Regions from separate parts of the Mus musculus genome. Here all the other regions are linked to region 1. Evidence: chromatin loops called from intact Hi-C (ENCODE). Cell type or tissue: left cerebral cortex. All regions are shown on one strand. Region 1 has its middle 6.1 kb from the start of Cnrip1. Region 2 has its middle 52 kb from the start of Ppp3r1. Region 3 overlaps Plek (pleckstrin).

The links. Hi-C counts contacts between places; a loop is a spot of excess contacts. Peaks named below come from ENCODE experiments on the same cell type or tissue, not always from the same donor. Only the 100,000 strongest peaks of a DNase experiment are listed, where the experiment ranks them.
Region 2: a loop joins it to region 1, with 4 times the contacts of the local background. A loop is called at or near these places in 2 of 42 quality-filtered maps.
Region 3: a loop joins it to region 1, with 4 times the contacts of the local background. A loop is called at or near these places in 6 of 42 quality-filtered maps.

The regions. Positions count from the first base shown.
Region 1 is chr11:17,041,787-17,049,786 of GRCm38, reverse strand. No RefSeq gene overlaps it. Among named protein-coding and RNA genes, the nearest start is that of Cnrip1, 6.1 kb to the left of the region's middle. In left cerebral cortex, no CTCF peak of the experiment used is centred here; DNase peaks (open chromatin) are centred at 2,134, 2,470 and 3,767; H3K27ac peaks cover 1,360 bases.
Region 2 is chr11:17,103,303-17,111,302 of GRCm38, reverse strand. No RefSeq gene overlaps it. Among named protein-coding and RNA genes, the nearest start is that of Ppp3r1, 52 kb to the left of the region's middle. In left cerebral cortex, no CTCF peak of the experiment used is centred here; DNase peaks (open chromatin) are centred at 3,550, 3,710 and 4,162; H3K27ac peaks cover 532 bases.
Region 3 is chr11:16,969,963-16,977,962 of GRCm38, reverse strand. It overlaps Plek (pleckstrin), which reads left to right. Exons shown (of 10, transcript NM_019549.2): 10 at 3,810-6,757. The coding sequence ends at 3,813. Among named protein-coding and RNA genes, the nearest start is that of Fbxo48, 23 kb to the right of the region's middle. In left cerebral cortex, no CTCF peak of the experiment used is centred here; DNase peaks (open chromatin) are centred at 743 and 4,688.

The sequences.
Region 1 (8,000 bases):
ACTCTACCATAGAAGTTGTATCACTCTTGACTCATTTTGACATTGCTACCACACTGAGCATTAGTCTTTTTAAGCATTGAAACTATTATGGGATGAAAGACAGGTTTTTGAACTTTATGAAGTATTCAGTGAGTATGCATATGTTAAAAATCATACAATACTTTCTGTACATTGCAGCTAAAGGGCAAAATGATCTGGTCTGGGCAGTAACGAGGATGTGAAAGAAACGACTTAAGAAGGAGAATGAATACCTGCATACGATGTTAACAGTTTTTATGTGATGCTGCATTATCTCTAAGCAAGTGCTGAACAATAGCCAATAAAAAGGAGGACGTTAACTTCTAATACTGTTGATTATTAGTTCAGGTCTTCAGTTAAAATTCATATTTTAATAATGATAATTTTGAGAATATTAAATATTCTAAGATATTAAAGTACTGTTTTATATATTTAAATAGAATGCCAGTTCCATTAGGATTATTGGCTATTGGGTAAAAATTGTCTTGGCCAGCTAAACTTATAATGTAAAAATATCATGATATATTTTTGTGCATATACATACACAATACTTACAAACCATTGAGTGTCTCATACTTTTAGTTTGACAGAGTGACTTTTGCATTGCAAAAACCATAGTGTAGCATGTAGTATTCCACGTGTTTTTCAGCTGTCCAAAACACTTTCTTAAAAAATAATATCACAGAGGGAGTTAGTATTCCAGGAACCATAATTTATATAAGTGTTAAGAAACATAACATTAGGATATATCTAAATATCACTTATTAAAAGTATGAAGCAGAATTAGACCATCCACGATTCACCTTTAGATTTGAAAGGATGAAACTTTATTTTGCTCTAATTATTTATGTGGTGATTTGAATGTGAAGAACCTCCATAGCCTCATCTGAATGCTTTGACCCTAGTTAGTGGAACTGTTTGGGAAGGATTAGGAGGTATGGCCTTGTTGAAGGAGTTGCATTATTTGAGTTGAACTTTGAGGTTTCAAAAGCCCACACCAGGCCCAGTCTCTCTCTCTCTCTCTCTCTCTCTCTCTCTCTCTCTCTCTCTCTCTCTCTCTCTCTCTCTCTCTCTCTCTCCCTCTGCCTCTCTCTCTCCTTCTCTCTGCTTCCTGTAGATCAGATGTAAAGTTTTCAACTACTGCTCCAGTGCCATGTGTATCTGCTTCTCACCATGATAATCATGGACTAAACCTCTGAAACTATAAGCAAGCCCCAATTAAATGTCGTCCTTTAAAAGAGTTTTCTTGGTCATAGTGTCTCTTCACATCAATAGAACAGTAAATTGAGGACAATATATAATGATCTCAGGGGGATAGACTTCCTCTTCTTTTCCCTCCAACTACCCAGTTGAGAAAAGAGTGTAAAAGAAAAATGGTGGCAAGAGATAGCTCTGATCCCAGCAACTGAGGCCTGCACCCAAAATCTTCCAAGAGTCAAAGCTTTTTTTCTTTTTTTCTTACAGTAGTGGTGATATTTTTAGGACTCCATACATTTATAGACACTTGACTATGATCATAGATGAAGGATTTGAAAAGGGCGTTTCACTTACATGTTTATCTTCAAGGATGATGGTTCATCACTGGACTGTATTTTTCCTTGGGGAGGACCACCTCTCCTACTCCCCATTTTACTCAGTTGCCTGAAATTCTTCATGTAGGGTTAGGACCTCGTAGGATTTTCCTCATCTGATTTGTCATGTTTATTGGTGCTGTTGTGTGACAAAACTTTCCCTGAGATGCAACATACTTGTCTACTTACCCCCAGATATAGGGAAACCAAGACAGACCAAAGTGTGGATATCACCAAGGTCCAATTTGGCTGGCTGTGGATCTTGCCTTTAGGGACTTTAATGAAAAGTGTTATAATCATAGGACTATGTTCCAAACATTGTGTTTAAGACATATTAACCTTAGGGTTATGTCTTAGCAAAGTACCACCTATAACTATTTAGATATATTGTATGTGCATGGGTATGTGTTGTGTGACTATATGATGTGTGGGTGCCTATGTATGTATCTTTGCATGTATGTATGTTTGTGTGTGTTGTGTGCACACCTGTGGAGAACTGAAAAGAGTGTCAGATCCCCATGACATCAGAGGCACTGTGAGCCACCTGATTTGGGCACTGAGAACTCACTCTAGTACTCTGGAAGAGGATCAACCACTTTTAATTCCTGAGTCATCCCTTGTAAAAATGAATTTTATTCTCTTGTAATGGTTGTCTCTGAGGCTTACTGCCTCAGTCTGCTCACCTAGGCCTAGTCCTGGAAGCTTCTAGCCTCCATGCAATCTAATATAAGCCTAGAATGTTTTCAGCCTCTGAGACTTGATGTTGAATAAGCTTACCCCTTCCTAGTTCTTTCTGAGCTCTGGCCTGGTGGTTCAACTCAGCTGTTCTGGCTCAAGCTCCACTCCAAGCTGACTGATTCTGTCTTTTCTCAGCTTTTCCTGAATTGCTCTGCTTGGCTTCATACTAACGTTGGCAATCTGTTCCAATCTTCTGGCTTCTTCTCATTCTCTAGCTCATTCTGTCTTCTACTGTATCTAGCTTTTTCTCTCTCTGCACCCTGTCTCTGTACAATTGTCCCAGTAGAACTGCCTCCTTCTCTCTCTCTCTCTTTCTCTTTCATTGCAATGCTCTCTTGAGTAGCTTCACTTTTCTCTCTCTTCTTGACAGAGTTGGGCATATCCTATTCTGTTTCGTCTTTTTCTGATTCATCACCTTGTCTGCCACTTAGTTAGACATCACTCTCAAACATGGGTGCTTCCTTCTACAAAATAACTTGACCTTCATAGTTTTAGATTAAATATGTGTGTGCTAAGGACTGAACCACACCACAACTAAAAACATGTTGTTTTTTTTTTCAGTAAATAATACAGTCTCAGGATTCACAGTATGATCATGTATCCTGTAATAATGTCTCCAGTCTCCACTTATAATTGCCAATAAAATATTTACTATAGGGATCGGGAAATGCTGTGATTAACATTGTTCTCTTTCTTTAAGGAATTATGTGAGAAAGTTTAAAGTGAGTAGTATAATTATTATTTATCCAGAATATTGTTTGTATGATCTATACTTTCATGAGGTTCTTTGTTTATCTCTTTATAGGTTTCTGTAAAAATATATTTCTTCTTATTACTGTTTACTAATACTATATTCTTTTCTTAGTAGAAAGTTAAGAGAGGAAAGAAAGTGAATACAAATTTCCAAGACACTGTGAGTTTTAAGTAAATACAATCTACACTTCTGATTACCTTTGCCTTCAACAGATTTCATACTGAGCTTATTTTATAACATAGAGGATTACACAGACAGTTTCTGAATGAGCACTCTATAATGTCTTGGCATTATAGAGTCCCCTGGCATTGACAACAGGTGGATTTAGGGTTCAATCCTGGTTTTGGCAGTTACTAGATGTTAGAGAGGCTTGTGCAGTCCGATGCCTCATTTTACCTTTCTACAAAACGCAGATAATGGTGGTTTCCTTGGATATACAGATGGAGCACCATAAACCGGGCTCTCTGGAGGGGAGCTATAGGAACCACAGGGAGACTCTATCTGCACTCCACTCATTTACTGAAGAGTGACTGGCATGGTTTCTAAAGGACAGTGAGGAAGCTTTCTCCTACTTTTGCTTTTCACCTGCTATTTTAGTAGTGTTAAAACACAAACACCTCACTGACTGCCTTTGCTGTTACCATGGTGATCCAGGTTCCTTTTAGAAGAAGTGACAGGACAGATTGGCTTTGAGAATTGTGAAATATCACACTCTAAATATAAGGACTGGGAATTCACAGTGATACAGACAATGGGTGGATGGGTAGAATTTCTGCTACCGCTCAGCAACACAGAACTGGAAAACACATGGGAAGCTTGGCATGCTACCGGGTTCTGGCTCTCCAGGTTCATCAGAGAACAGTTGTGTGAGCCATCAGACATAAGACTGTCATCAACTGCGAAGTTTCCTTCTCTTTGGATTTTTTCTTTTTTTTCAAGGCAGGGTTTGTCTGTGTAGCCCTGGCAGTCCTGGAACTCATTGTGTAGAACAGGCTGACCTTGAACTCACAGAGATCCACCAGCCTCTGCCTGAGTGCTGGGACTAAAGGTATACACCACTAATGCCTGGCCTCTTTGGATTCTTTTTATGCTTCATATCTTCTCTCATGTTCTGCTCCTTTCTACTATCAAATATCTGCTCCCAGGCCTTTAATTCTTACTACATTGACACAGAAATAATTAAATAGGAGTTAAACAAGGATTTATATAACATTATTTCAGAAAATTTCAAATATGATAAAGTAGCTGTGTCCTTTATTCAATAAATCTCAATTCCTGGCTAACATCGATCCCATTCAACTTTACATTGTTTACATTATTTTTTCTTTTTAAAAGTTGTTCTCTGAGAATTTCAAACATCTATATGATGTGTTACCTATATACATTCATTTACTTTCCATTCTATTTCTCCTATTCCCACCGAATGAATTATCTTCTTCTGTGACCTGCTGTTTAATTTGGGTTGTTCCATGAGCACAAATTGGGGGTAATTTAGCACAGCATATGTAAGTTACCAGAGGATGCACCACTGAAAAACTTTATTCCTCCTTCCTCAGCAATAATTAACTGCCAATGACTTCTTGGGGGAGGTAGGCTCTTAAGAGGTCCCATCCATGACAGAGTATTAATGAGTCTAATATTATGCACATTTTGTGCAGGTAACTACAGTTGTTTTAATTCATGACACAATGGCCCTATCTGGTCCAGGAGATCACATTTAACTTTCTCTTGTCCTCCAGCTCTTACATTATTTCTTTTCTATCTTCCATGATGCTCTGGGAGCCTCAGGGATGATGATAGACTTGTGCTATGTAGGGCTGAGCACTCCCCAGTAACTTATTGTTGGCATGTCAATAGTTGTGAGTTTCTGTATCATTTGTTGCCAACTGCAACACACCAAGACAGAGAACAGCACAATTTTTATGTATAATTTACATATTTAGAAGGCAGTTTGACACCATGTTTCTTCCAGACAACAGTCTATCTCCCCTCCCCTCAGGATTTACGACTTTCCCAGGCACGCGATGTTTACAGTTTAACACATGAATTCTCTCTTAGAAATAATCCCCAATTTCAACCAGAAAGCAGCTGGTTATCCTCATAAAGTTCTTACCACTATTGTACCACTGGGCATATAGAACTGAAGTGGAGATTTCTGGTTTCTTTGGAGACTCATTTGTGTCATGTGATGTCATGTGATGTTTCATTGGAAGCTGTCTTATGAGAGGATAATTTGCTGAAGCAGACGCATGGGAGGATGTTTTGCTGAGAACAGGCATGTGGTATTTTTCTGAAAGCTGCCTGGAAAAAGGGCATGTGATGTTTTGCTGATGTGGATGCTTAAAAGGACACATGATGAAGGGTCATGTTGTCAAACAAACAGTGGATGACACTGTACCATTGGTTCTCCTTGACATTCTTTGCTGGTCTTCATTGGGCTTTGCTGATGCTGGTCTTCCCTAATGATGCTGTAGCATTGGCTCACCTTGTCTCCTTCTCTTATCATCATTTGTCATAACTTCATAGAGAGAAATGCACCAAAGAACTCCTTATGATATTCTGGTGGCTTCTTGCTGCTTCTGCAGACTGGGGCTGATTGGCAGCTCCTGTAGGTTTCCTCTGAATAGAACTGCTGTGGCTGTTTCATGAATGGTGTTTGTGAGTGGACTGAGCTATTGCTGTTGATTCATGTGAACTGAACTGATGACATCCTGACAATGAAGATTGGAATAGCACAAAAAAGCTATTTTTAAGCAGGTTCACATCCCCTTTTGCCCTATTAACCTTTTCTTTCCATTACCTCTGATGGGTGATGGGCAAAAAGGGAAATTAAAGTATTTGAGAACCCCTATTAAAGAAGGTTTTGAAAAAACAAAGCCTACATGTAACTGACAGGTGAATATCATAGGGCACAGGTGTCATAGCTGGGGAAGACCTTTGATGACTTTCACAGCTGGGTGCCTGTGCAGTATCCATCACTATGAAAATTCACTCACAAAGAGGATGCTGCAAGCTCAGATCCAGTGAGAATTTACTTTTTTCCTTTTCTTTTCTTTTCTTTTCTTTTCTTTTCTTTTCTTTTCTTTTCTTTCCTTTCCTTTCCTTTCCTTTCCTTTCCTTTCCTTCCCTTTCCCTTTCCCTTTCCCTTCCCTTCCCTTCCCTTCCTTTCCTTCTCTCTCTCTCTTCTTTTTTGTAAGATTTATTTACTCTATCTCTATCTCTATCTCTATCTCTATCTCTATCTCTATCTCTATCTCTATCTCTATCTCTATCTCTATCTCTATCTCTATCTCTATCTCTATCTCTACCTATCTCTATCTCTCATCCATCTATCTATCTATCTATCTATCTATCTATCTATCTATCTATCTATCTATCTCTACCTATCTCTATCTCTCATCCATCCATCTATCTATCTATCTATCTATCTATCTATCTATCTATCTATCTATCTATCTATCTAACTATCTATCTATCTAACTATCTATCTAACTATCTATCTATCTATCTGAGTACACTGTAGCTGTCTTCAGACATACCTGAAGAGGGCATCAGATCCCATTACAGATGATTATGAGCCACCATGTGGTTGCTGGGAACTGAACTCAGGACCTCTGGAAGAGCAGTCAGCGCTCTTAACCGCTGAGCCATCTCTCCAGCCCCAGTGAGAGTTTTCTATGTCCTGTAAACAAATGTTCGGTGTCCCCAGCAATGGCGTTTTAGTATTCAGTTCGGCAATAGTCCATTGGGATGCTTCTGGGATTTCCCTGCACAACAATACACAGGGAAGTACCCTACACTAAGATTCTGGCACAGGAGTTGTCATTTAAGAAGCCATGCCATCTGGAAGGCAAATTAACTATCCATTGCAGGATACGTCTATTCATGTATTTAATACATATTAAATACATGTATAAAGTAGGCTTTCTTGTGGCATTTCAGTATCTCCTAAGTTTTGTTAGCCCTTCCTCAATCCTTCTCCACCATCCCCTGCCCTGATTAAGTCTGCGTCTTCTCTGATCCTTTTTCCACTGTGTTCTATGCTTGCACATTTTAATGTATTCGTCTATGGGGCAAGAGGACCATGCCACCAGGCAGAAGAACTGGTAAGGTTGAGAGAGCACAAATCCCGCGAAACTCGAAATTGAGAATGGTAGGCATGGAGCCAGCTCCCTTCCAAACTCTACTTGCTCTGGAACATATGACAACAGCACCCTACTGAGAGGACCATGGCAATCAGTCACACAGCATAAAAACCTGGAGTTCTCCATGCTAATGGGGTATCTAGATAGGCCTTGAGTATTCAGCCAATGAAGTTCCCTTCCTGGGCATTCCTTGGTTCACTCTGAGTAAGGTATATACATTTTTATACACCATGAAATAAAGCCGTTTGAGCAGCACTGACTGTCTGTTCATTAAGGACTGCCAAAGGTGGAGGCTTCATCATAAGAGCCTAAATCTCCTGGAGTAAGCCTGTTCTTCCAGCCCCTCCTTACTCCCGGCATTCACTCAGAAACTAACCAGGTTCCGCTCATTCCTGGGCTCTGCCTTCCTCTTCCTGCTTGACTTGTGGACACCCAGAGGGAAAGCACAGATCAGGACCCTTGTTCCCAACTACCAGCAGTACTCCAGTGATGCCTGGGTACAAAGGAGACTGAGAGTCACAGCAATTGTCCCAGACTTTGCTCTTTCCCACCTGGGAAGACACGGTCTGAGGACCCCCATTATGGACTGTGTTCTGCCTCCCTTGAGCAGCATGCCCTCTGGGGACCCCAATGGCAAGGCAGACACACAGCTTGGCATGCTTCTTATTCCTTCATGGCATCTTATGAGCATCTTGGGCTCTACAGACACTCCAGGTTAAACTCACAAAATTAAAACTTTGAGAACAGGACTTGAGTTTGTAATAAGGAGACCCT
Region 2 (8,000 bases), 62 kb before region 1:
GGGTTATATATGAGTCCTCAAATCAATTTTATTGATCCGTGGGTCTGTTTTTTATCACTATAGCTTTGTAGTATAACTTGAAAGAAGTATTGGTGTTGCCTCTTCCAGCATTTTTACTATTCAGAACTATTTTGTCTATTGGCCATTTGCATTTTCTTATGAGTTTTAGGATTATTTATTCTGCTGAACCTGCTGCAAGATGTGGAAATCCTTAAGTACCAATAGACTTTATCATAGTTCAGGGCTGGACCATACCCAGGGTCCACAGTTTACTCTGAAGCCACAGGGAGAGACAGAACTACCTCACTGCCAGTGGACTCCATCCAAAGTCAAATCAAATTTATAACCTTGACCTACAGCTTCCATTGACAACATTACAAGGTATGGAACTTCCCTAAGAATGATTAAAATTCTAATTAGTTTCAATATATCCTTTTACTCAATTAGATATAACTTCTAGAACTCTTATTAATTTGCAAATTATGATTTGTATATTGTTTAGATATTTTAAAATTCCAATGAAAGAGGTTGGTCACTTCTGACTTTATTTTTTTCTATTGCTTAGAACTTCTAGTTAGACTAATTCATAGTTAGTAAATGTTCTACATTCAAGGAAATGTAAAACTACCTAGTCTCTATTTAGATTTTTCTCATTTTAAAAACATACACTAGTAGAATTACAAGCTCATTAAGCATAAACCCAACTAAAGTATCAAATAATTTGTTTTTCTCTGAAAAGGGAAATACTTTCCTTGAGTCAAGTATGGGAGGAGTTACCAGAGGAAAATGAGAGTACAAGAAGATTAACAAACTAAATGGTCAGGAAACAAATACCTTCAAAGCAAACAAGCAAACACATAAAAGTATATCTTAAGCTATACACTTGGAACTGAACCAAATAAAGGTATTCAAGAAATAGAATCTCTAAAAAGATTTTTAAAAATGCATATAATGGGTATTTTGTGGAACCACAAATGGGTATGTCTGTGCACCACATGCATGCAGTGCTCAGAGAGGCCAGAAGTTTGATTATCTGAAACTGGAATTAGAGGTAATTGTGAGTTGTCATATGGTTACTGGGTCCTCTGGAAGAGCAGCAAGTACTCCTAACTACTGAGCAATCTCTCCAGACCCACAACAAATAGGATCTTAAACAATCAGTTGAGAATTAATAAATAGACCTTTGATCAAACCAAGGGAGGGCTGGTGTCAAGGAAGAACTCTCAAAAAGCTACCTGAGGATACAACTGGTTTGGGCACAATGGGCCTATGCTAGTACCAACACATGTGACTTCTTCAGTAACAAGTGGATCATCTTTGAGGTTCCAGTTTTGGGCGCCATAACTGATGATGCACCAACCAACCAGCCAACCAACCAACCAACTAACCAACCCCCCCCCCCCAAAAATTTAAATTCAAGGGGACAAGAGATAGTTTAAACTAGAGACAAATGTGAGGGACCATGACCCAAGAACACAACCTCAGGTATCCCCAATTCCATGTTGTGATATGTTAATAGTTTCATGATATTTTGTAGTAACTGAAAATAAACAATAAATCATGACATCTCAGATACATTGGTGGAAACACCAGACTGGCAAATTATAGAAAGGCAGGGGAACCTCTGTTGTAGTCTATGATATTCTCCTTTGTGTTGGTGTAAGACAGGCATCTGTTAATGCATTCCAAATTATTTCATGTTATGCAAAGACATCAAGAAGTTACACACAAAGGAGAACAATGGATATTTAACGGACTAAGATGACCCAAGGTAATTTGTATTTAGGTCTCTAACCTATAACATTCAAATCTTTCCTCAATTTTCAAACATTTCATTAGTCTGTTGTTAGATAGGTCTGGGAATTTTCAACTGTAAACACTTTAAGCACATTTACCACTATTTTTTTTATGAGCAATCTGGCTACCTATTATTGCATTCCAATGATATTTTACCTGAGAATACTAGACACACTAATGCTGCTTGAATAAATAAACACACATATAAAAGGACTATAGTGAATAAATCCCAGGATAATTCTTTCTAAGTTACAATGTGGTAAGAATCATCAAATGTGCTTATTAAAATGCAGGTGCTTTGAATTTATTCTCTGGGAGTCTACCTGATTAAATAGATCAACAAAGAGAAGCTCATGGATCTGCATCTAAAAAATATATTTATTTGTTTTACTTATTCACTTTACATCCCATTCACTGACCCTTTCTAGGTCATCCCTTCCCCAATCCTTCCCCCATCTCCCCTCTCCTCCTCTGAGAAGGTGGACCCCCTGGGTATCTCCCTCCCTGATACATCAAATCTCTGAGAGGGTAGGTGCATCCTCTCCCACTGAGGCCAGGCAAGGCAGCCCAGCTAGAAGAACATATCTCAAAGACAGGCAACAACTTTTGGAATAGCCTCTGCTCCAGTTGTTTGGGACCTACTTGAAGACCAAGCTACACGTCTGCTGTATATGTTCAGCGAGGCCTAGGTCCAGCCTGTGCATGTTCTTCAGTTGGTGGCTCAGTGTCTGAGAGCCCCAAGGGTTAGTTGACCCTGTTAGAGTTTCTATCTCCTTCAAGGCCTGCAATTCTTCCTTCTATTTTTCCATAAGAGTCTCCAAGCTCCATCAGCTCTTTAGCTGTGGGTGCATCTGAGTCATATGCTGTGTGGAGCTTCTCAGGACAGCCCTGCTACATTTCTGTCTATAAGCATAACAGAGTATCATTAATAGTGTCAGGGACTGGTGCTATTTGATTTTTAATAAAGAAGCCAAAACTGTACAATGAAAAAAAAGAAAGAAAGAAAGCATCTTCAACAAATGGTGCTGGTCTAACTGCATGTCTGCATGTAGAAGAATGCAAATGGATCCATACTTATCACCCTGCACAAAACTCATGTCCATGTCCAAGTGGATCAAGGACCTCAACATAAGGAAAACTGGATACACTAAATCTCATAGAAGAGAAAATGGGAAATACCCTGGAACAAATTGGTCCAAGAGAAAACTTCCTGAACAGAACACCAATGGCTCAGGCTCTAAGATCAAAAATTGGTAAATAGGACCTCATGAAACTGCAAAGGACAGTGTCAATAGGACAAAACAGCAGCCTACAGATTGGGAAAGGATGCTCATTAACTCTACATCTGACAGAGACCTAGTGTTCAAAGTTTATAAAGAGCTCAAGAAGTTAGACACCAACAGAGCATAACCCAACTAAAAAATAAGGCTCAGAGCTAAAGAGAGAATTCTCAACAAGAGAAATCTTGAACAGCAGAGAAGCACTTAAAGAAATGTTCAAAGTCCTTACTCAATAGGGAAATGCAAATCAAAACAACTCTGAGGTTCCATCTTACACTCATCAGAATGGCTAAGATCAAAAGATAGCACATTGCTGGTTGGGATATGAAGAGGGGAACACTCCTCCATTGCTGGTGGGAGTGCAAACTTGTACAACCACTTTGGAAATCAATTTGGCAGTTTCTCAGAAAACTGGGAATAGTTCTACCTCAAGACACAGCTATACCACTCCTGGGCAGTTATTCAAAAGATGCTCCACCATCCCACAAAGACATTTATTCAACTATGGATCTACATTTAAAGAAGCATCCCATACAATTCAGACAATTTAGGGAAAGCTTCTTTAAGAATACAAAGTAATTTGAAGGGAAAAAAAAAAAAAACAGCAAAGAACATTTGTTCCTGGAGGTGGCACACAGTGAAGAAAGTGCTTGTTCCCTCAAGGGATCCCTGGAAGTGGTTGTTCTCTGCAGGCTTGAGAATAAATAGATATCAGCTGAGTCGGAGAAAACCTCACCGAAGCTTCGAGCTCTGTTTACAAGGGCTCTAAGAGTTCTTCCGCAGGTCAATGGCATTATTGTTTTATCAGAACAGTCGCTATTTGGCCAAGCTCATCCCCACTTCCACCCCCAACCCCTGCCCTCGGCCCCATTAAAATGACGCGCTTGTCAAACTTCTCTTTGGATGTTCTTCAAGTATTTTTAGCAGATTTAAGACAGTCTTCCCTCGTTCCCTGAAGGAGGAAAAAGTACAAGTTCCCTCCAACTCATTGGAGAGGCATTGCTCAGGAGCAGCTCGTGGGGCGCCAGCTACAAAGAATGAGAATGTGGGATAATTTTCAGCCCCCTCCCCTCTGCTCTGTCTCATTTTCACCACCCACCTTGCCAAATGCTCATGCTATCTGCAGCAGGTGCTTTTCCGGCTGTTTAAACAATTTCCCTTCCAAGAGCGATAAATCCCAAAGGATTCCCAGGTTTTACTCAGTGCAAAGGAACCACACCAGGCAAGGCAGAGAGACAGTTTTAGTCTAAAAGATTTTCAGAAAGTGTTAAACAGAGATGATGTCAGGTGTCTGTCTTAGTTAGGGTTTCTATCACTGTGAGGAGACACCGTGACCACAGTAACTCTTAATAAGGAAAATATTTAATTGGCGCTGGTTTACAGTTTCAGAGGTTTAGTCCACTATCATCATGACAGGAAACATATTGGCCGTGGTGCTGGAGGATGTGCCTAGAGTTTTACATCTGGATGGGCAGGCAGCAGACAAAGAAACTGACACTGGGCCTGGCTTGAGCATTTGAAACCTCAAAGTGACACACTTCCTCTAACAAGGTCATGCCTGTTCTAACAAGGAAGGCCACATCTCCTAACACTGCCACTTTCTGTGGGCCTACGGGGCTCATTTTCCTTCAACCCATCCCACCATCTCCACCAGGTGCAGAGCCCTGCAAGCCCGGGAGCTCCTGTAACAGTGACTACTTGGATATGCTTGGGCATGCCTTAGTTCCTCGATCCTAAAATTTACCTTTGGTTCACCCCCTCAATTCTGAAGGCTGCATTTTCCAGATTGTTTTCGGCCTTACAAAATTGATTTATCATTTGAGATTTCTCAGGGCCTTTCACATGAGGCAGTTTGATCCTGTTCACCTTCTACTCCTCCTTTAATCTCTCCTGGATGCACTCAATCTTCCCTGCCCACAACTTTGTGTCCTTTGTGTTTTTTCCCCGTGTGTGTGTGTGTGTGTGTGTGTGTGTGTGTGTGTGTGTGTAAATAACCCATTAAGTTTTATTTGTGCTGTTGGTTGTAGGGTTCTGATGAGGAGCATGGTCAACCTACCAGAGGCAACACCTTTAAAGAAAATTGACTTTCCCTCCCCCAGAGTGCATCACTTCAGCTAGGGGTGGGGCCTCATAAGCCCGTTCCCTACCTCCTGGACAGAATGGCGACTGTTTTGATGTTGTTCAGGTGGCCTCCCCTTCCACAGGTGACCACCCCTTCCATGAGTCTGAGAGTGCAGTGGTCCTGACATGTCCAGAGGACACTGTCTCACTCTTCGCCATGCCCTCTGCCTCTCACAGTCTCCTTGCCTGCACTTCCACAATGAGCCTTGGGGATGGCTGGTATGTATTATAATACATGCTTCCCAGTTGTGGCTGAGCTCTGTTTACCTTTCCTCTCTGCACTATGAACAGGTTGTGAGTTTTTACCACAGTCCACTGCATAACAAATCTATTTGTCCTCAGCTCCAGTGAGGGTAGTCCAGTTGAGTTAACGTTTTGGGTTGAGTGTTTCTCTGACTCCAAATGTTCTGTTTTTCCTCTTAGCTGTGATCTCCATAATATCCTCATCCTTCAGTCCCTTGAGTCTAGATGACAGAGGACCACGGCAATCCACAGGCCATCACTGTCTTCCTCCTTGATAAAGAATCCACTCTGCTGGGTGATCGAGAAGGGAGAGCTAAGGCCATGGGAGGACAGATGAGAATGGGGGAGTAAGAACTGTTAGAGTCTCAGAATTTTTCTTTAGATCTTATATAACCCCTAAAATTTTATTTTCTTCTTTATTTTTAACATTTTCTTTTAACTTACATGTAGTGAGCTCAGCTAGAATCTTTATCTTTAATGGCTTATTATTTAGGCTTCTGCTTTAATAGATGAGGTGTGTGTGTGTGTGAGAGAGAGAGAGAGAGCATGCACATGTGGGTAAGGTAATATAGATGGTTATATATTAAAATTGAATTAGTATGACTACACTTGAGTGTTGACTTTCAGAAATTTCTTGGATTGTGATGCTTTCATTTTATTTTCTTTTTTTTTTCCATTTTTTGTTAGGTATTTAGCTCATTTACATTTCCAATGCTATACCAAAAGTCCCCCATACCCACCCCCCCACTCCCCTACCCACCCACTCCCCCTTTTTGGCCCTGGCATTCCCCTGTACTGGGGCATATAAAGTTTGCAAGTCCAATGGGCCTCTCTTTGCACTGATGGCCGACTAGGCCATCTTTTGATACATATGCAGCTAAAGACAAGAGCTCCCGGGTACTGGTTTAGTTCATATTGTTGTTCCACCTATAGGGTTGCAGTTCCCTTTAGCTCCTTGGGTACTTTCTCTAGCTCCTCCATTAGGGGCCGTGTGACCCATCCAATAGCTGACTGTGATCATCCACTTCTGTGTTTGCTAGTCCCCGGCATAGTCTCACAAGAGAGAGCTATATCTGGGTCCTTTCAGCAAAATCTTGCTAGTGTAGGCAATGGTGTCAGCATTTGGAAGCTGATTATGGGATGGATCCCTGCATATGGCAATCACTAGATGGTCCATCCTTTCGTCACAGCTCCAAATTTTGTCTCTGTAACTCCTTCTATGGGTGTTTTGTTCCCATTTCTGAGAAAGGGTAAAGTGTCCACACTTTGGTCTTCGTTCTTGAATTTCATGCGTTTGGCAAGTTGTATCTTATATCTTGGATATCCTAAGTTTCTGGGCTAATATCCACTTATCAGTGAGTACATATTGTGAGAGTTCCTTTGTGATTGGGTTACCTCACTCAGGATGATGCCCTCCAGGTCCATCCATTTGGCTAGGAATTTCATAAATTCATTCTTTTTAATAGCTGAGTAGTACTCCATTGTGTAAATGTACCACATTTTTTTTGTATCCATTCCTCTGTTGAGGGGCATCTGGGTTCTTTCCAGCTTCTGGCTATTATAAATAAGGCTGCTATGAACATAGTGGAGCATGTGTCCTTCTTATCGGTTGGGGCATCTTCTGGATATATGCCCAGAAGAGGTATTGCTGGATCTTCCGGTAGTACTATGTCCAATTTTCTGAGGAACCGCCAGACTGATTTCCAGAGTGGTTGTACAAGCTTGCAATCCCACCAACAATGGAGGAGTGTTGCCCTTTCTCCACATCCTCGCCAGCATCTGCTGTCACCTGAATTTTTCATCTTAGCCATTCTGACTGGTGTGAGGTGGAATCTCAGGGTTGTTTTGATTTGCATTTCCCTGATGATTATAGATGTTGAACATTTTTTCAGGTGCTTCTCTGCCATTCGGTATTCCTCGGGTGAGATATCTTTGTTCAGTTCTGAGCCCCATTTTTTAACGGGGTTATTTGATTTTATGGAGTCTACCTTCTTGAGTTCTTTATATATATTGGATATTAGTCCTCTGTCCGATTTGGGATAGGTAAAGATCCTTTCCCAATCTGTTGGTGGTCTTTTTGTCTTATTGACGGTGTCTTTTGCCTTGCAGAAGCTTTGCAATTTTATGAGGTCCCATTTATCGATTCTCGATCTTACAGCACAAGCCATTGCTGTTCTATTCAGGAATTTTTCCCCTGTATCCATATCTTTGAGGCTTTTCCCTACTTTCTCCTCTATAAGTTTCAGTGTCTCTGGTTTTATGTGGAGATCCTTAAGCCACTTAGATTTGACTTTAGTACAAGGAGATAGTACTGAATCAATTCGAAATCTTCTACATGATAACAGCCAGTTGTGCCAGCACCATTTGTTGAAAATGCTGTCTTTTTTCGACTGGATGGTTTTAGCTCCCTTGTCAAAGATCAAGTGACCATAGGTGTGTGGGTTCATCTCTGGGTCTTCAATTCTGTTCCATTGGTCTACTTGTCTGTCACTATACCAGTACCATGCAGTTTTTATCACAGTTGCTCTGTAGTACATCTTTAGGTCGGGCATGGTGATT
Region 3 (8,000 bases), 72 kb after region 1:
CTAGCATTCCATCACTGTAACAAATGTCTCAAATAAACCAACCTAGAGAGAGAAAGGTTTATTTTGGCTCACAGTTTCCATTAACAGTTGGCTGGCCTCTAGTTTGGGGCTTCCGGTGACTATCTTATAGCATCAGAGAGCAGGCTCTGGTTGTGAGTGTGGCTAGGAATGGAAAATATTCTGAGGCACTCACATCCTCTTCAGGCACATGTTCCCAGCGAGTAGAAGACCTACTTCTAGACCTCTTAGAGATTCTCCTGACTCCTTACAGAGCTACACAGGAGCCCAAGCCTTAGCCACATGAGCCTCTTTGTTGTTAAAATGAAATTGGTGTTGCAGTTAGGACCAATAGAGCAACATGTATGAACTATCTGGCATGTTTGAACACACTACAAACCCTAGCTTCCCTTTCTTGGTCTCTTCTTCCATCGAAGGCATTCACGGTAATCTAAGGTAGTGAGCAATGGTTTTCAATTTTTAAAACTTTATCACAATTGCATAGAATTCTTTGGTTGAACATTTCTATATAAAACTTGCTCAAGACCCCTTGCCCTATAGTTACAGCATATTCAAAGCCCAGCTTACCTGACTTCTGAATCTATATATGCTCTTAAGCTCACTGTCCTGTCATTGATATACTTAGCTCTTCCCAGCTTTTGGTATCTATCTTGTTTCCATAGGAACCCTGGTAACTGTGTTCTGGCTCCGTTCCTATCAGCTACGGCAGCATTTCCTGTTAGCACATAGCCAGCCCTAATTCTGGGTTCTGAGTTTTCTGTGGCCTAAGGGAAACCTCTATGGTCAAATATAGCTAAGCAAAGGGCTCCACCCATGGGCACTGGCTTTGAGGTTTTGGGGGATTTTACTTTGTGATATGTTCTTGCAAACATCTTTTTCCGGGCTGATTAGGATGTATTTATACACACATACACTGGGTACTCTCGTGTCTTAAATTTCCTTCTGTGGATGAGCAGCAAGAAGTTTTCACACATACACAGCAACAATCTGCCATGAGTAAAACCCATGGCTTGTCAACAATCAGAAGACGTTCCCAAACATGTGTGATAAATCAATACATACAAATAACTAAATACATATGTGGAAATTCATCAGCCATTAGGGAAGTGCTAACTGAGTTCACAGCAAGACAGCATCATAGACTTGGGGGTTTGCACAAACCAACATAGAGTGGTATCCTGAGTTTCGACGAGGGAATGCAACACCTGAGCCATTACAATGGTGCAGTTCAATGTACTCTGAAAAGTGCAGTGGTATAGCCACTTTGAACATCAACCTATGGGAAGACTTAAAGCATTAAACAGATACTCTCTACTCCATTCCTTGATCCATATACAAAAGAAATAACAGCATATGTCCATACAGAAGTTTTATGAGTGTTCATCATTTGTAGTTGTCAAGGAAATGACCCAGACATTTAAAAAAAGTATAGTAGTAAAAAAGCAAAGCATCTGTATTCGTACAATGACATACTTCACACAATAAAGGAGTGAACTCTTTGTATGTACAGCATGGGTAAATCACAGAACAAGTAGGCTTGGAGAAAAGATGTATATAATGCCGGGCAGTGATTGCGTTTGCCTTTAATCCCAGCACTTGGGAGGCAGAGGCAGGCGGATTTCTGAGTTCGAGGCCAGCCTGGTCTACAGAGTGAGTTCCAGGACAGCCAGAGCTACACAGAGAAACCCTGTCTCGAAAAAAAATAAAAAGATTTGTATACTGCGTAATTGTAATGACATGAGATTCTAGAAACTGCACACTAATCTATAGTGATAGAAAACTGATCAGTGAGTATCTGGGCATGGGAAAGAGGCTGGAAAGAAGTGGGCAGAAGGAAGCACAAAGGAAGGAGAAAATGTTTGAGAGGGATGAAGACCTCTATCTAGAGGTTGCATTAGTGTCACAGGTATATAAGAGTATCAGCACCTGCTAAGGTGTGCACTGTAGATGCCATGTGTTGTGTGCCAGGAGGCTTTGCACAGTGGAGGCTCTGTATTTGGCTTCAGCATGAGTAGTTGCCTTGTCCACCTTCCATGCCCCACTTGGCATTCTTCTGGGAGTAGTTTGGGGGAAGCCAGAGGCCTATATAGCCCAATCCCTCATCTTTGATGCAGTAGGAAGTATCTGATGATTAGATGTGCACAAACCAGTGCTCTCTCTCTCTCTCCCTCCCTCTCTCTCTCTCTCTCTCTCTCTCTCTCTCTCTCTCTCTCTCTCTCTCTCTCTCTCCATATGTGTGTGTGTGTGTGTGTATTATATGGCCCAGCATCCCCCATTACTTTTATCTTGACAGTCTCCCTAAAGTTGTTGGCTAAGCTACAGAAGTTGACCACATAAGTAATGTATAAAGATATTTAGGATCTCCTTACCTACTAAGGAGTGTACTGTAGTAGGACTGGCTATTCCTTCTACCCAGGAAAGGACACAAAAGAATGTAGAAGGAAGTGGTTTTCTGGGACTATATGTGTGGTTCAGGGGTAAAGTACTTTATATAGAGTGCAGAGGCCTGGGATCAATTGTTGTAATCTCATTAATAGGTCATACTAAGTAATGTGGGAAGAATGGGTAAGGGGAAAGAGAAAGGAAGGGTGACACACATTACCCTACATATTGGAGAAAAAGTGGAACTGTTTGCTGAGGTAGGAAGACGGAGAGATGCAGAGTACTTACTACATCTTACTGAGACTGCCACCTATACGGATTTCCACTGGGACTTCTTACATATGCAGGCCTATCTTGTCTGGTCTAAGTCACTGTTGTTTCTTAAGCAAATATTCATCTGTTTCTCATCATATTTCTATACAGAGGGGTAGCATTTAGGGATGATAGGCTAGTTTTCTTACATATGACATGCTTTGAACTATTTAAGTAGAGGGTAGGTTCAGGGAAATGGTAAGGACCAAGTGAAAGACGCCTCTTCTAGTGGAGAACTGAGTATGTGTGGACCCATTGCAGGGTGATGCTCAGTTTGAAGTCAATAAAAGACACCCCTGATCTTGAATTGCTGTCTGGAGAATGGGAAATAAGATCTTAGCAGAGAGGCATAAGATTAGATACTTATATGTGGGTAATTAGAAAGCAATAGGGCAAATGCCCAGGTTCTGAGGTAAAATACAAGAACCCAGGGTCTTGCACTTTTTACTTATGTTATATAGTTTTTCTCTTTGTCTCTTGTGTTTATATCAGCAATATGAGGGCAGTTTCTATAACACACTGTGCATATAAACCCCCAAATCAAGGATGCAAATGCAAGTTTCCCCAACTGCCCTTGAATAGGAGCTAAGAGGCTTTGAGATTTTCCATGTTCTAATTGTGATGTAGACACAGACTTAAATGAGCACTAGAGAATGCTTTACAAAATGACCAGCATTAATGTGTCAGGTGGCAAGCACATTTAGAGTAGACATACTGCATACTTACTTATCAATTTGGTAAACATATCCTTTTTCAATGTTTATCTGTAGGTTATACTTGAAATATAACAATGATGTATCTATGTGTGAGACAATAGAGAGGAACCCAGTCTGCCTTCTTAAGAATCATTTGTCTTCCTTGGGAGATTGATAATGTGCTGGAGTTATCTTGTGGAACGAGTAATTTGTTTGCAATGGTAATAGTGATATGGTTTGTTTTGGCATTATTATTATTACTTGAGGAATGACAGATTTCCTGAGATTTGCCAATAGCCATTTATATGCTATGTAGCCAACCAGGAACCATATCACCTATGTTGTTACAAATGTTGTTTTATTTCACACTCACACTAAATCTTCTTTACTATGGTTGCACAGATGAGGACACCGAGAATCACTGAGGAGCATCTGACTGGCCAAGATTCTACAACCCATATAACAGAGATGGAATTCAAGGCCAGACTTTGAACTTTGAGTCGGCATTCTGTTTTGTCTTCACCTTCCTCACATGCTTTTGGGGTGCATCATTTTAATGTGTTGTTTATTTAATATTCACTGAAGCAAGAGTTCTCAAGCTTTATGGGTCTGTTCCCCACACACCAGCACTCAAATCAAACAATATTGTGCTTGTATAACTTTCTATGGGAAGTCTAGAGACTTTACAGATAGTCCAGAAAGTCTCAAGGCTGGAGGAGCATGAGGCCTTTCATCCCTTTGTATTCTGAGTTCTCCTTCCTGTTTTCTTCTCACCTGAATAAAACAATTACCATGACACTTCACACCACACATAAGACATCAGCCTACAAGTGTCCATTGCTCTTCTGCCCTTCTGCTCAATGTCATTTCTCCAATGAACAAGAATGTCAGCTGAGTCCTTAGAAAAATCTGAGCCTGAGATAGAGCAAGGAGTGAATGAATTGTATTAAAAAGGGGAAAGAATGATACTAAAATACACAAAAGTGCTAGGAACTAGAATTAGGTGAGGTAACTTCAACGCAAGTTTAACTACGGGTTTGGCCTGGAAAGCATAGCAAGGGGTCATCTTTCCCCGACCAAACAGGACATCAGGTCTTCTGTCTTGTGTGGAGAAGTGACTCAAAGTGACAATATATTTATGGTCTAATGAACAGTAATGTATGCTCTCTCTAATTGTTCAGAGTCTTATAAGGAAAAAAGACAGAAAGATCAGAGACAAGGGACTCTTGGGAAGAAGCATAAGGATGGACATCTGGGAGTGGGTGTAAAGTGTGAGGATGTGTGTGTCACATTCTAATAATCCCAGAAGCTTCCATCCCCAAACCACTTGGCCTGTAATCACCATAGCCCTAGCACAAATGACACATGAATGGTTACCCATAGGTAACCATTGGTATATCACAGTGGTGGATATAGAGGTCATATACAGGGACAACAGCATTGGCTTCAACTTTCCAACCTTATTTAGCTATTGCCACCTCTGAGTGTCCAGCACATGACTAGTGAAGACCAGTGCTGAACACTGTGTGGTATTCTTCAAGGAAATGAACAAGTTATTTGATAAGTTGGCTGTATTTCATTCTGAATACTTTGTCCTCATAAGACAGATGCTGAATCTAGCTGTGGATTTCTGTTTCTTATTTAGAGTATTCTATTTATAGACAAGGGTCCACATATTTTAACGTTTAGAGAGTTATTGTAGATGGGAAAAGGAAATAGACCCATTTTTTATGGGTGTAGCACATCTTTCAATCCCTTAATCCCTCAATCACATTATCTCCTTGAAGTGCTGCCTAGCTCACCAGTTACCAATTCTTAATTCATGTTAAGAACATCCTTCTTGTATATTCACATTTCTGTGTTTAGATCAGAACCCTACCATTTACTGTGTAGATTCATTTCAAGAGCTTCCAAATAGACTTCCATACCCCATAACTATACTCCAATCTACTTTATATATATTTATCACTAAACTCTATATGGAATAGAGGAACCTTAAATATATAATGTTGCTTATCTTCCAAACTTTAGCTCATCTCCAATGTTTCCATTGCTTGTACCATAGAATCTAAAGTTGGTGAACTGTAAGGTTAATAATGTTAATTTGACTAAACTGGGAGATGCTTAATGTGTAGGGTATCAGTTTAGCACATATGTAAATATGTCTGTAAGGAGAATTTTAAAAGATAATTAATTCATGATAGCTCTGACTCAGTGAATGGATAGTTGATCCATTGGTAGATTCAAGACTATTAGGAGGTGGTGGAACTTTGCAAGTTGGAGGAAGAAGGTGGGTGTATCCTTCCGGAGGTATATCTGGGCTTCTCCTGTTATCATCACTCTGCAATGATTCCTGTCTGCCTTAATGTGCCCTGCCCTGGTTCACTACACTCAATGACTGTGGAGGACTGAAACGCTTAAATTTGTGAACTGAAAACAACTTCTTCTAAGTTATTTCTGATGGTCATTTTGTCACAGCATCAAACAAAGCACATAAACTCGTACATAAGCAAGGGATGTCCTTATTGGTCAAACATTAATTTTCATAAAATCCAGGAGTAAGATGGGAAACTTAATATAATCTTATAATGAAACAGAAAAGTAAACAAATAGCTGGAAAGGCAAGATGTGTCCACTGGTGGCATAGGGACATTACTTGTAGGGGTGTAACCAATGGCTTTCTCATAGGATCTGAGGCCTACTCTCTGGAAGACAATTCATGTACTATTGGTCAAATGCCTGTGAATAGGGAGGACATAAGCCCTGTCAGGAATGGTATTTCTATTGTTTTGCTAAATATTCATGTCCTGCCTATCAAATTGCCCTTGAAAAGACCTCTAGTTTCATGAGTCCCAAAGCTAAGAATGTCCTCAGACAAAATTCAATGCCTACTTTGCTGTAATCCTTATAACCTATATGATGTTTCTACCAATGTATTTGGGAAAAAAATGCCTTGATTTAGGACTTTGTTCTGTTACTGTGAAAATGCACGTAAGTGATGCAACACTGTAGTAGGGTTTTTGGGAAAGTTCAATCTATATTCCCAAGCCATAGTCACTCATATTTTGCTCTAGAATAAACTCTAAACTTTTATTCCTTTGAAGGTAAGAGCTGTCTTTTTTGTGTCAATGGTGTGGAAGCCCCTAACCCTTCTATGGAGAACACCCATGTCTCCATCTGGGTGTTCCTCAATGGAATCTTGTTTGTTTGTTTGTTTTGAGACAGGGTTTCTCTGTATCGCCCTGGCTGTCCTGGGACTCACTTTGTAGACCAGGCTGGCCTCGATCTCAGAAATCTGCCTGCCTCTGCCTCCCAAGAGGATCTTTTATAATAAACTGGCATTTGTACAGAAATAACTTCTGGGTTTTGTAATACATTCTTGTGAGATTATGCCCTTAATTAGGGATCCTACATTAAATCTTGGTTGGTATCATAACATAATGGTAGGACCCAGGTGGTATCTACAGAGTGACTTAATGTGAGGGAAAGTCCCACACATTTGTTGTCAAAACATTATATGTAAGCAGATATGAACACCTCTTTTTTAGGGGTTGTGAATTGGGAAAGTACTGAAGAGAACTTTATAGATTTTCTACAGATTGACCTTGAAGTTGAATATAACTGTGTATTAATATACAAAAGGCAACATCCAAACTGTTTACTTAAGATTATTGTACTTCTTATATTTAATTATATATTTTCTACAAAATGTATTGTATTAGTTTTCTGTTGCTCTTTTTTAAAAAAATCACCACAGATTGAGGCTTATGATGATACAAATATATTATCTTATAGCTTTGAAAGTTGTAAGTCTGAATTAGGTCTCCAGATGTGAGCAAGGCTCCATTCCTTGAGGGAGTGTTAGGGAGAATCCATTTCCTTACTTTTTAAACTTTATAGAAATGGCTCTCATTCCTTGGCTTGGAAGTCTGTGAGATGGCTGATCTTGGTTCTCAAATTTGACTGGATCTGGAATCAACAAAAAATGCAAGCTTCTGGGCACTGCTGTGAAGTACTCTTTCCACTAAAATCATTTGAAATATAAAGATCTACCCTAAATATAGGTGGCATCTTCTAGTGGCAGCCCAGATAAAAGGTCATGGAAGAAAGTAAGTGCTGTCTTTGCCTGCTTGTCTGCACTCTTTTTGACAAGTCCACCTATCTCACTGCTGCTGCACTCCTTCACTGATACGAGAACCAACTTCTTTGGGTTCCCAGTATAGCCTGAAGACCAGTAGCTCTTCTGGAATCCTTCAGGCCTTTCATGCCAGACTGGGACTCCTGAGACACCTATCCTGGTAGATTGGGTAACTACTGGGTTCTTGCCTGTGCCAGTATGAGACAGTCATTGTTAGACTACCTGGGTCTTACTGTACAATTAAATCCGGTAAATCCCTTCTTAATATCAATTCATTTTATCATTCTGTTCTTCTAGAGAACCCAGCATTGTCACCTTCCAAGCCCACCCGTGCCCACACCCAAGCAGTCCAGTAAGCTCTGATCACCCAATGACTTTTTTAGTGGGAAGTTCCAAACTCTTCCATAATACTCCCCAAACCAAGATGGTCAGGTCTGTCACAACAATGCTATTCC